Regions from separate parts of the Mus musculus genome. Here region 1 is linked to region 2. Evidence: chromatin contacts called from ENCODE Hi-C or POLR2A ChIA-PET data. All regions are on one chromosome and are shown on one strand. Each heading gives the region's core, a stretch centred on a gene start or an enhancer-like site at or near the end of the contact. The rest is flanking DNA. Distances are from core to core; before and after follow the strand shown.

What was found. Hi-C counts contacts between places; a loop is a spot of excess contacts on that map. ChIA-PET counts read pairs that join two places held with the same protein, here RNA polymerase II (POLR2A).
Region 1: a loop to region 2 is called in a map of left cerebral cortex, with 2.6 times the contacts of the local background. The contact joins the promoter of Adap1 here to the promoter of Sun1 in region 2. A Hi-C loop is called at or near these places in 1 of 37 maps with a recorded cell type or tissue (left cerebral cortex). POLR2A ChIA-PET finds 5 or more read pairs at or near these places in 2 of 5 experiments (Patski and embryonic stem cell).

What each region holds. Positions count from the first base shown.
Region 1 is chr5:139,323,427-139,327,633 of GRCm38, forward strand. Adap1 (ArfGAP with dual PH domains 1) reads right to left here and starts at 2,038. Exons shown (of 11, transcript NM_172723.4): 1 at 1,855-2,038. The coding sequence starts at 1,936.
Region 2 is chr5:139,199,063-139,203,474 of GRCm38, forward strand. Sun1 (Sad1 and UNC84 domain containing 1) reads left to right here and starts at 1,575. Exons shown (of 23, transcript NM_024451.2): 1 at 1,575-1,637.

The DNA of each region.
Region 1 (4,207 bases), core at 788-3,287, 120 kb after region 2:
AGCATCACAGAACACAGGAAGACCCAATTACCTACTAAGCACCGGGGGCCTGTGCGGACCTGCCATCGGAGTCACGAGGCAGGCGTTGTGGCTGAGCCCAGGAGCTAGGCAAAAATGGGAGGTTTGTATAGACAGTGCGTGTGGGCCCCGAGTGGGCATCAGGAAACCCAGGCAGCCTGTGGACACCCAAGTGAGTTCAAGCTGTTGAGGCCTCAGTTTCCCTGCTCATAAAATGGAAACAAGCCTCATACTTAATCTGCCTCGCAGGTGGGGGAGGGGGAGAAACAAGCTGTTATTATAAGGCAAGTCTGAAAATGGGCAGCTTGGCTTACAGCCAGCAAGGGCTGGGCCCCAAGAGGGCAGTAGCTGCGGCAGCCAGTGGCCTGGGACTGGCTAAAGGGCTGCTAGGACATTACATAGGTGAATGGTGTAGGGTGGTTCCTATTGAGCCTTCTGGAAGCCCCTTCTTCCTCCTGCTCAGGCCAGGAGGTCTAGGGAAAGTAAAAGCTGTTCTGGCTGGGTGGCCAAGGAATACGAGGTTAGGCCAGCTTCTCTCGTGGGGTTTGCTGCCCCCCCCCCACAAGTCAGGCTTGGAAGCTGGGCAACCCATCAGCCCTCCTTACAGGGGACTCCAGCATAGCCAGCTTTCCTAAACAAGTTGAAAGGCAGGTCTGAGAGAGGGAGGTGGGGAGAGTCCACTGAGCCAGGCCAGCTGGCAGCAGTACCACATAGCACCAGGGAGGCACCACCCCGCTGCACCACCGTCAGGGCCCTGCGGTGCCCCAAGAGACCAGGAAAGGGCTACTTCATCTTGCCTACTTCCCACTGAAGCTTGGTCAATGTCTCCTCCCAGGGACACCAGGGCCCCTGGGGTGGCATGCACTTACTATTGGCTAGCAGATTCTCAGCCTCAGGCTGGCACTCTTCAGCCCAGAGGCGGGGATGTGGGGGAGAGATGGGAAGGAGGTCCTATTTACAGACTGCAGGCTTTCCGCCTGCATCTCAGGGAGATAGAGTTAAGTCCCCAAGGAATTGATTCCTGGTATGTTCTGAGGGGTTCATGCTAGGGCCCCCTGATATCCCTGAAATGCCCTGTCCCCACCTGCATACCCAGATAGGATCGGCCTGGGAGGGCCAGCTCTCAGAGCCTGCCAGCTGGTCAGAGAACCCGGCCCTTTTTCCATAGCCAATCCTGAGCCCCTGTGTTCTGGCCCCTACAAATCCTTCCAAACCTGGAGCAACCAAGGGACAAAGTCTGGAAGATGTCTGACATATGCGTCTATGACTCCCACCTGTCCCCGACTGTCCTGATCCCAGAGAAGCTAGGTAGAGAGAGCCAAAGGCACATGGCCAGAATGTCCTCACAGGGCCACCCAAGGCTCTGCATCCTCCCCCAGCCTTGAGTCTGTACAAGACGGTGGCCCCAGGCAGGGATGCCATGACGTCATCTCCAGGTAGCTGGGAACCAGGTGGACCCCATACTCCCTGGCAGACACCCTGGGCTCACTGGCCGCTTTCCTTGCAAGCCAACCGCCCCTGCTGATTTCCTCTTTTTTTTTAATACCCCGAGACGCCAAGGTTTCGCAAGGCTGGGGAGGGGAGGCGGCTGCGGGTGACAGCGTGACACGCAGCCCGGCGGGGGAGGGGAGTCGGCGGCACAGGTCGCACGGAGCCCGCGAGGTGCCCTCCGGATGCTGCGCCTCACCACTGCCAGTCCCTGACGCCGGCAGGTGCACCCGGGCCGCGCCCCAACCCAGCCAGGACCCAGCGCGTGGCGCGTCCCCATCCCCCGCGCCCCCCACGCAGTCCTGTCCACCCGGCCGCACCCCGCGCCTCCGCCCGTCCCGCACCTACCCGGGGCTCCGCAGTCAGCGCAGCGCGTGTTCCCCGGCCGCGTCAGTAGCTCCAGCAGCGCCCGGCGCCGCTCCCCGGCCATGGCTGCGCGGCCACCGCGCCGTCCCGAGCACGCCCGCCCCGCTAGGGCCCCGCGCCGCGCGCCCGCCGCCCGCCTTGCGCCATCGCCACCGCTCAGCCCGCGCGCCGGCCCCGATCGTGTCGCCGCGCGGGGCCGCCCTGAGCGGAGCTGCGCGCGCGGGGACCGGGGAGTAACGCACGGCGCGCCCGGGACGGCGCGGCCCGCGGGCGGCCCCCAGCGGCGCGGACAGGGAGCGGCCTCTTGGAGAGCCCGGCCTCAACGGGTCCACCTGGGGCGGGGTCGCAGGGAACCCGCGCTGCGGAAGGATGGGCCACCCAACACGCAAGCGTGCCTGTTGGGTTGAAGCTGAGGTCGCGGGCAGCTCAGGCTAGCCCTACCTATGAATGACAAATTCCAGTACTAAAAGGATCGAAGGGCTCCACCCTCACACGTGTCCAAGTCTATAGTCTCATCTCCAAGAGATAGGACAAGAACTGGCCACACCCTTCCTGATCTCTGGCCCGCTCCCTCCCAGAGCCGGGTGTCTGCTTCTTTAACTGGCCCTAGCATTTCTTTTCAAATTCCATTTTCTCCATTATAAACGCAATAGTAGCCATTTAGAAGCCAATGGCCACACCCAACTGAGAAATGAAAGCCATCTCCAAAGCCTCCTGAGAGTCTACTCCTGCTAATATGTCACAGCCAGGGTGTTGGTTGCTCTATGATTTGGCCCCACAGTGTTCCCTGCCCCGCAAAGGCCCCTGGGTTAAGGGCACAGTCCCCACGGTGATGCTATAGTGTGGTCAGGGCTACTGGGAGGAAGTTAGGTTGTTGGGACCCTAGCCTCTTCGTTATGCTCTCTCTTGCTTCCTGGGGAGGAAGGGTCCGTTTTGTCCCACCACGTATGTCATGCTGCTTTACTGCACATTGTCTTTCTGAGTGTCTACTTTGATGTCATGAACGTTTGCAATCCTGGCCGACTCCACCTGGTGGCCCTCTGCTGAGGCTGTTGTCTTGCCAGGGGCATCTGTCCCTCCTGACCTGGCTGTCATGCCATTGCAGAACTTGTTTTGGGATCAGGAGACAGAACATGCAACCTGCCCCAATGCACATTTTGGAGGTCTTGAGGCCGGTGGCGCTGTAGGCTTGTTGTTTAACGGATCTAATGTTTTTCTCCTGAAGCCTACTGGAGCCTGGCTCCAGACCTGGCACACAGCAGGAGCTTGGAGAATGAAGCAAAATGCAGACTGCTGGGGGCTGGGGAAGTGGTTCAATGGATAGAGAGCTTACCCAGCATTCACCGAGCTGCGTATTGTGTCCTCGGCACCACAGAACCTAGGAGTACTGACGGATGCCTCTACTCTCAGTGCCCAGGAGGTCGAGGCAGGAGGATCCGCTGTTCAAGGCCATCCTCAGCTACACATCTAGTATGAGGAGAACAACCTGGACTATACGAGACCCAGTCTTTAAAAACAAACAAACAAACAAGCAACAAAAATACAGAATCAAGACAAAAATAGACTAATGGTAGTAGTTGTGTCCCAGGTCTCTAGTAATCCAGTCAGTCTCAGACTTGCAGCAATCCTGCCACCGTCTCTTGAGTGCTCAAATAACAAGCATGGAGTGCCACCTATGCTTTCTTATTCAACCCCCATTTTATAGTCAGGGAAACTGAGGCACACGTATGCATGACAGAACTAGAGTGACAGCAAACCCGAGAGACAAAGAGACACAGACCCCATCTCCCTAAAGAGAACAAATTGTCAGTGAGGAAGCTCCTTCCTGGGGCCAGACCGAGGCCTATCAAGGACAGCTCAAAGGCAGCAAGGCCTGAGCCTGCACCCTGCCGTCTCAGGCCTGTGTTGCTGCCAGCAAAGATGATTCACCCATCTGAGCTTTCCTCTTCTCTGCCCTTCCAGTCCTCTCCTCTGCTGTCCAGGTCTCGGCTGTAGACCCCAGCCCCAATACCCTAGCACTTCCCAGGCCTGGGTTGGGCATCTAACCAGAGGCCAGGCGTCTGCCTCCTCAGAGCATATGGCCACACTGGGTAGGAAGTGCCTCAGACGGCTGAGTGCCTCCTGCAGCACCCAGTGAGTGCAGGAACTTACACACAGTAGGTCTTCAAGCAGCTGCCACCAGAGGCTCAGAGGCTGGGAACTGAGCCCAGAGCTGTTGAAAGTCAGGATGGCCACTCCAGCCTAGTAGCTGGTCTCTAAGGACCAGTGACAGCCCCCTGCCTCCCCTCTCCACTGCCTGCTTGTGCTGTGAAACCCTGAGTAAGGAATTGTGCAA
Region 2 (4,412 bases), core at 325-2,824:
GTGTGTGCATCCTGAGTGACTATCACAAGCTGCAGCAGCAGGCTATGTGGGCACATGCCTGTAATCCCAGCACTGGGCTGGAAAGAGAGGCATCCCAAGCCATCAATGGCAACAGACCCTGTCTGTGTGTAGATGTGTGCACATGCATGTGCCTTCACTAGTGTCTTTCCTTAGGAACCACCATCCACCTTGTTTTCTGAGACAGGATCTCTCATTGGGTTGGTTCCCATCAAGTTAAGTTAGTTTGGTGGCCAGCAAGCTCCAGGGATTCCAGTCTCTGCTTTCCAGCACTGAGATGACAAACATACAGCACTAGGCTTTTGGTTTTTTTAAATTCGTATTCTGAGATTGAATTCAGGTCTTTACGCTTACAGTGCAAACATTTTACTAACTAATCCATCTTCCCAGCTCCAGACCCTTTCTAAAAAGTGTAAAACCAGCCAGGCATGGTGGTAAGTGCTACTGGTCCCAGTGGAGGCAGGCAGAGCTACATAGCAAGTTCCAGGGCAGCCAGGACTACATGGAGACCCTCTCTAAAAAAAAAAAAAAAAAAAATTAATTAATTTTTTTAAAATGTAAAAGCCAAGGTCTGGAAGGATGGCTCAGCCATTAAGAGCACTTGCTGGTCATTCGGGGACTGTAGTTTGGTTGCCAGCATCCCCTTTTGGCAGCTCTGGGGCATTTGAGACCTTTGTAGGCACACACACACACACACACACACACACACACACACACACATTCATCATCCACTTAAACAGACATACACACAAACACACTTTTAGAAAAGAGTGAAAGCTAGCCAGCTGCCTGTGGCATATGGTAGTAATCTCAGTGCTTGGGAGGATAAAGCAGGAGGATTGTGGCAAACTGGAGGTCAGTCAGGGCTATGTCGTGAATTCTAGGCCACAGTGAGACAGTTAAAAAAGGAAAAACCAAGAGGGGCGTGGTGGCACACGCCTGTAAGTCCTGCTTCGCAGAGGCTGGCTTATCTCTGCGAGTTCAACGCCAGTCTGGTCTACAGTAGAGTTTTAGGGCAGTCAAGGTTACAGAATAAAACCCTGCCTATAAACAAAACAAATGCAATTCAAGGTTTTGCAAAACTGCGCAAGTGAGAGAGGGCCTGGTGGGTGGAGTCCCCAGGAGAAAAGGCTCTGGCTTCCAGCCCGCAGGGCAGGGCAGGGCAGGGCGTCGGAGGTTTCCTGCAAACGCTACGCGGGGACAACTGAGAAGAGGATGTGTTTGGGAGCCCACTGCTCCTTCAGCAGGAGTCGGATCTTCTGGGCCCACTGAAGCCCTGCCTGGAACTCAGCGCGCGCGTGCGCCTCTGCACAGAATCCTAATTCTAACGCCACCGGAGAGGAGCAGCCTCCCTAGGTGCGGCCCCTCAAGTCCCAGCGCGCCCGCTCCGCCCACTGACGCCACACGTCCCGCCCTTTCCCCGCCCCCCGCAGGGCCGTGGCGGGTCAGCGGCCTCCCCATTGGCCTGGAGCTTCAGCAGGCGCGCTTGGGATTGACGGACGTTCGCGTCGCTCCCGCCTCCGATCCCGGCGCGGCGCGCGATTGGCTGTAGATGTGGGGAGTCTTCGGTCCCGGGCCTGGGCGGTGCGGACGAGGCCTGAGGCGGCGGCGCGAGGCAGGTGAGCTGCGGCCAGCGGGCTGTAGGGGACGAGTAGGCGGGTGGGCGCTGCGGACTCCTCTCGGGTACTAGGGACTGTCTCAGGGCGGGCCGGGATGTAGGTTGCAGGGATGGCCCCAAGTGGGAACCGCCAACTGGCCACGACGCGCGTGACGCCCTTCGCGTTGCCAGGCCGCGCGCGCCCCGGCGCCCTGAGTCCAGTTGTCTCGTGTGCCCGGGCACTCTGGTTCCCCTTCGCCCCGGACCCCTGCGTGTTGGGTTCCGGGGTCTCCTGCCACCCGTCGAGGCGCACCCACGCAGGCGCCATCCCCGGGGCGCTCCCTTCTGGGGCACAGGTGTTGTAGGTGCGGCGATGGGCGCGGGCCCGGTAGCGAGTCCCTGGCCTGCACACCCTGCCACCAGCTTGTTATCCCGTGTTAGTTGCCTTCGCCCCCAGCCCGGCACGCAGGACGGTACCAAAGCTGGCCCGCTGGAGCTTTTTTGGATGCAGCCGGGGGGACCCGATGCAGTCAGCCCGGCGAACTTTGGTGCTCCCCGCTGTGTAGAGTGAAGTGTAGTCCTGCGGTGTGCGCTTCGCGCCTCCTGGACCAAATACTAATTAGATTTTACCATTCCGTCCATTGCACCGGTGTCGAATTTTAACCTGACTGTTCATACATTTTAGATCTCTCCTAAGGTCTTTTCTTTTTTCTTTCTGCGTCCCAACCTCATGTTCCTTTTCGGTCCTTTGTTTGTGTCAGGAGACAGGGTCTCATTTACGTACTTCTGACTGTCTCGGCTGTGTAGACCAGGCTGGTCTCACAAAGATCCAGACTGTGTCTGCTTCCTAAGTGCTGGGGTAAAAGGGATGTGTGCAACTAAGCTGGCATCTTGAAACAGGTCCTCAGATAGCCCAGGCCCGCCTAGAATTGACTATATAGTAGAAGATGATCTTGAGTTCCTAACCCTCTTGCTTCCACGTACCTAGGATTAGATCACAGGTGTGCACAGCCCTGTGGGTCCAGCCCTGGGTATGTTCTTGAGCAGAGTTGCAGTAATTTCTGGTTCTTCTCTCTTTTGGTTTCCTCGGCCAGGCCAGTCTTGAACTCTTTGCTTTTTCGAGACAGGGTTTCTCTATACAGCTCTGGTGATCCTGGAACACCCAGAGATCCACCTGCCTCTGAACCCAAGTGCTGGGATTGAAGGCGTGTGCCACCACTGCCCGGCTCAGGCCGGCACTTTTATAGCGTGCAGGCTGTGGAGAACTCTACCCAGGCTGTGGGGACTGGGCATGAGTCTATGCTCTAGTCACCAGAGGGTCTGATAGGATCGTCTGCCCTACCTTTTTGGTCGTTAGGTTTTTGTTGGGGGTAGGTCTTTGGTAGCTCCAGCAGGCTCTTAGTTGCAATCTGGGTGCTGTGCTTCCAGCTCCCCAGTGCTGGGGTCACAGGTGTGTGGTCCCATGTCCTCACTGGAGAGTTGGGCCAGAGATTTGGAGAGGTACTTTTTATTTCCCGAAGGTTGGCGGCCTCAGTTTATTTATTTACCCTTTGTTTTTCCTGGGAGAGAGCAGAAAGGGGATGAATGTGAAAGCCAGCTGCTGTGTGTGCTTGCGTGCGTGCATGCGTGGGTGGGTGGGTGACTCCCCTTTTAACTGTATACAGCGTTATGCAACTATCACCATTATCTAGTTCCACGGCTTTTCACCACCTTAAAGGTAAAGCCAGAGCCCACCCGCTTTCCTCCTCCCTGTCCGTTAGCTTCTGCTTACAGCCTGTGTGTGCGCCTGTTCTAGTTAACTCATTTAAGGCTCATCCGTGCTGTGTAGCATGTGCCCCTACTCTATTACTTTCTGTGGCTGAATTGTTTCCCACTGTATGGACCTATTAAATATTTAACAAATACTTTCTATCACATTTTATTCACATGAATGTTTGCTGAGGTCAGGGGACAATTTACTGGAGTCACTTGTTTCCTTCGCCTGTGTAACTCCTGGGGGGGACTAAACTCAGGTCATCAAGTGTGGTCGCAGTCACACTGAACCTCCTCGAAGGCCTTATTAAATCCTCTTTATCCACATCAGTGGATTTAGTGCTGCCAGGAACATGGGAACAAGTTTGTGTTTGAACACCTGTTTTCGTGTGTGTGTGTGTGTGTGTGTGTGTGTGTGTGTGTGTGTGAGAGAGAGAGAGATTGTGGAGGCCTAAGGTTGATGTAGGGTGCCTATCTCAATCATTCTCTATCTTTGTTTTTAATCTTTTTTTTTGTGTTTTGTTTTTTGTTTTCTTCAAGACAGGGTCTCACTTTGTAGTTCCAGCTGTCCTGGTTCTGTAGACCAGGCTGGTCCCTGAACTCAAAGATTCTCCTGCCTAAACCTTCCAAATTCTGGGATTAAAGGCGTGCAGCACCTGCTTCCTTAATTTTTAATTTTTAAAACAGTGTCTCTCACTGGAACTTAATTCTTTTTTTTTTTTTTTTTTTTTTTTGGTTTTTCGAGACAGGGTTTCTCTGTGTAACCCTGGCTGTCCTGGAACTCAGTCTGTAGACCAGGCTGGCCTCGAACTCAGAAATTCACCTGCTTCTGCCTCCCAAATGCTGGAATTAAAGGTGTGCACCACATTGCCTGGCAATTTTTGTGTTTCTGACTCTTTACTGGCTAGGCCATGGTTCCAGCCCCTGAACACCTGTTTTTAGTTCTTGGAGTATAGACCTAGGAGTAGACTTGCTGGCTCACATGGTAAGTCTATGTTTAATTCTGTGCGGAGCATCCAGTCTGCTTTTCCGCAAAGCTGAATGT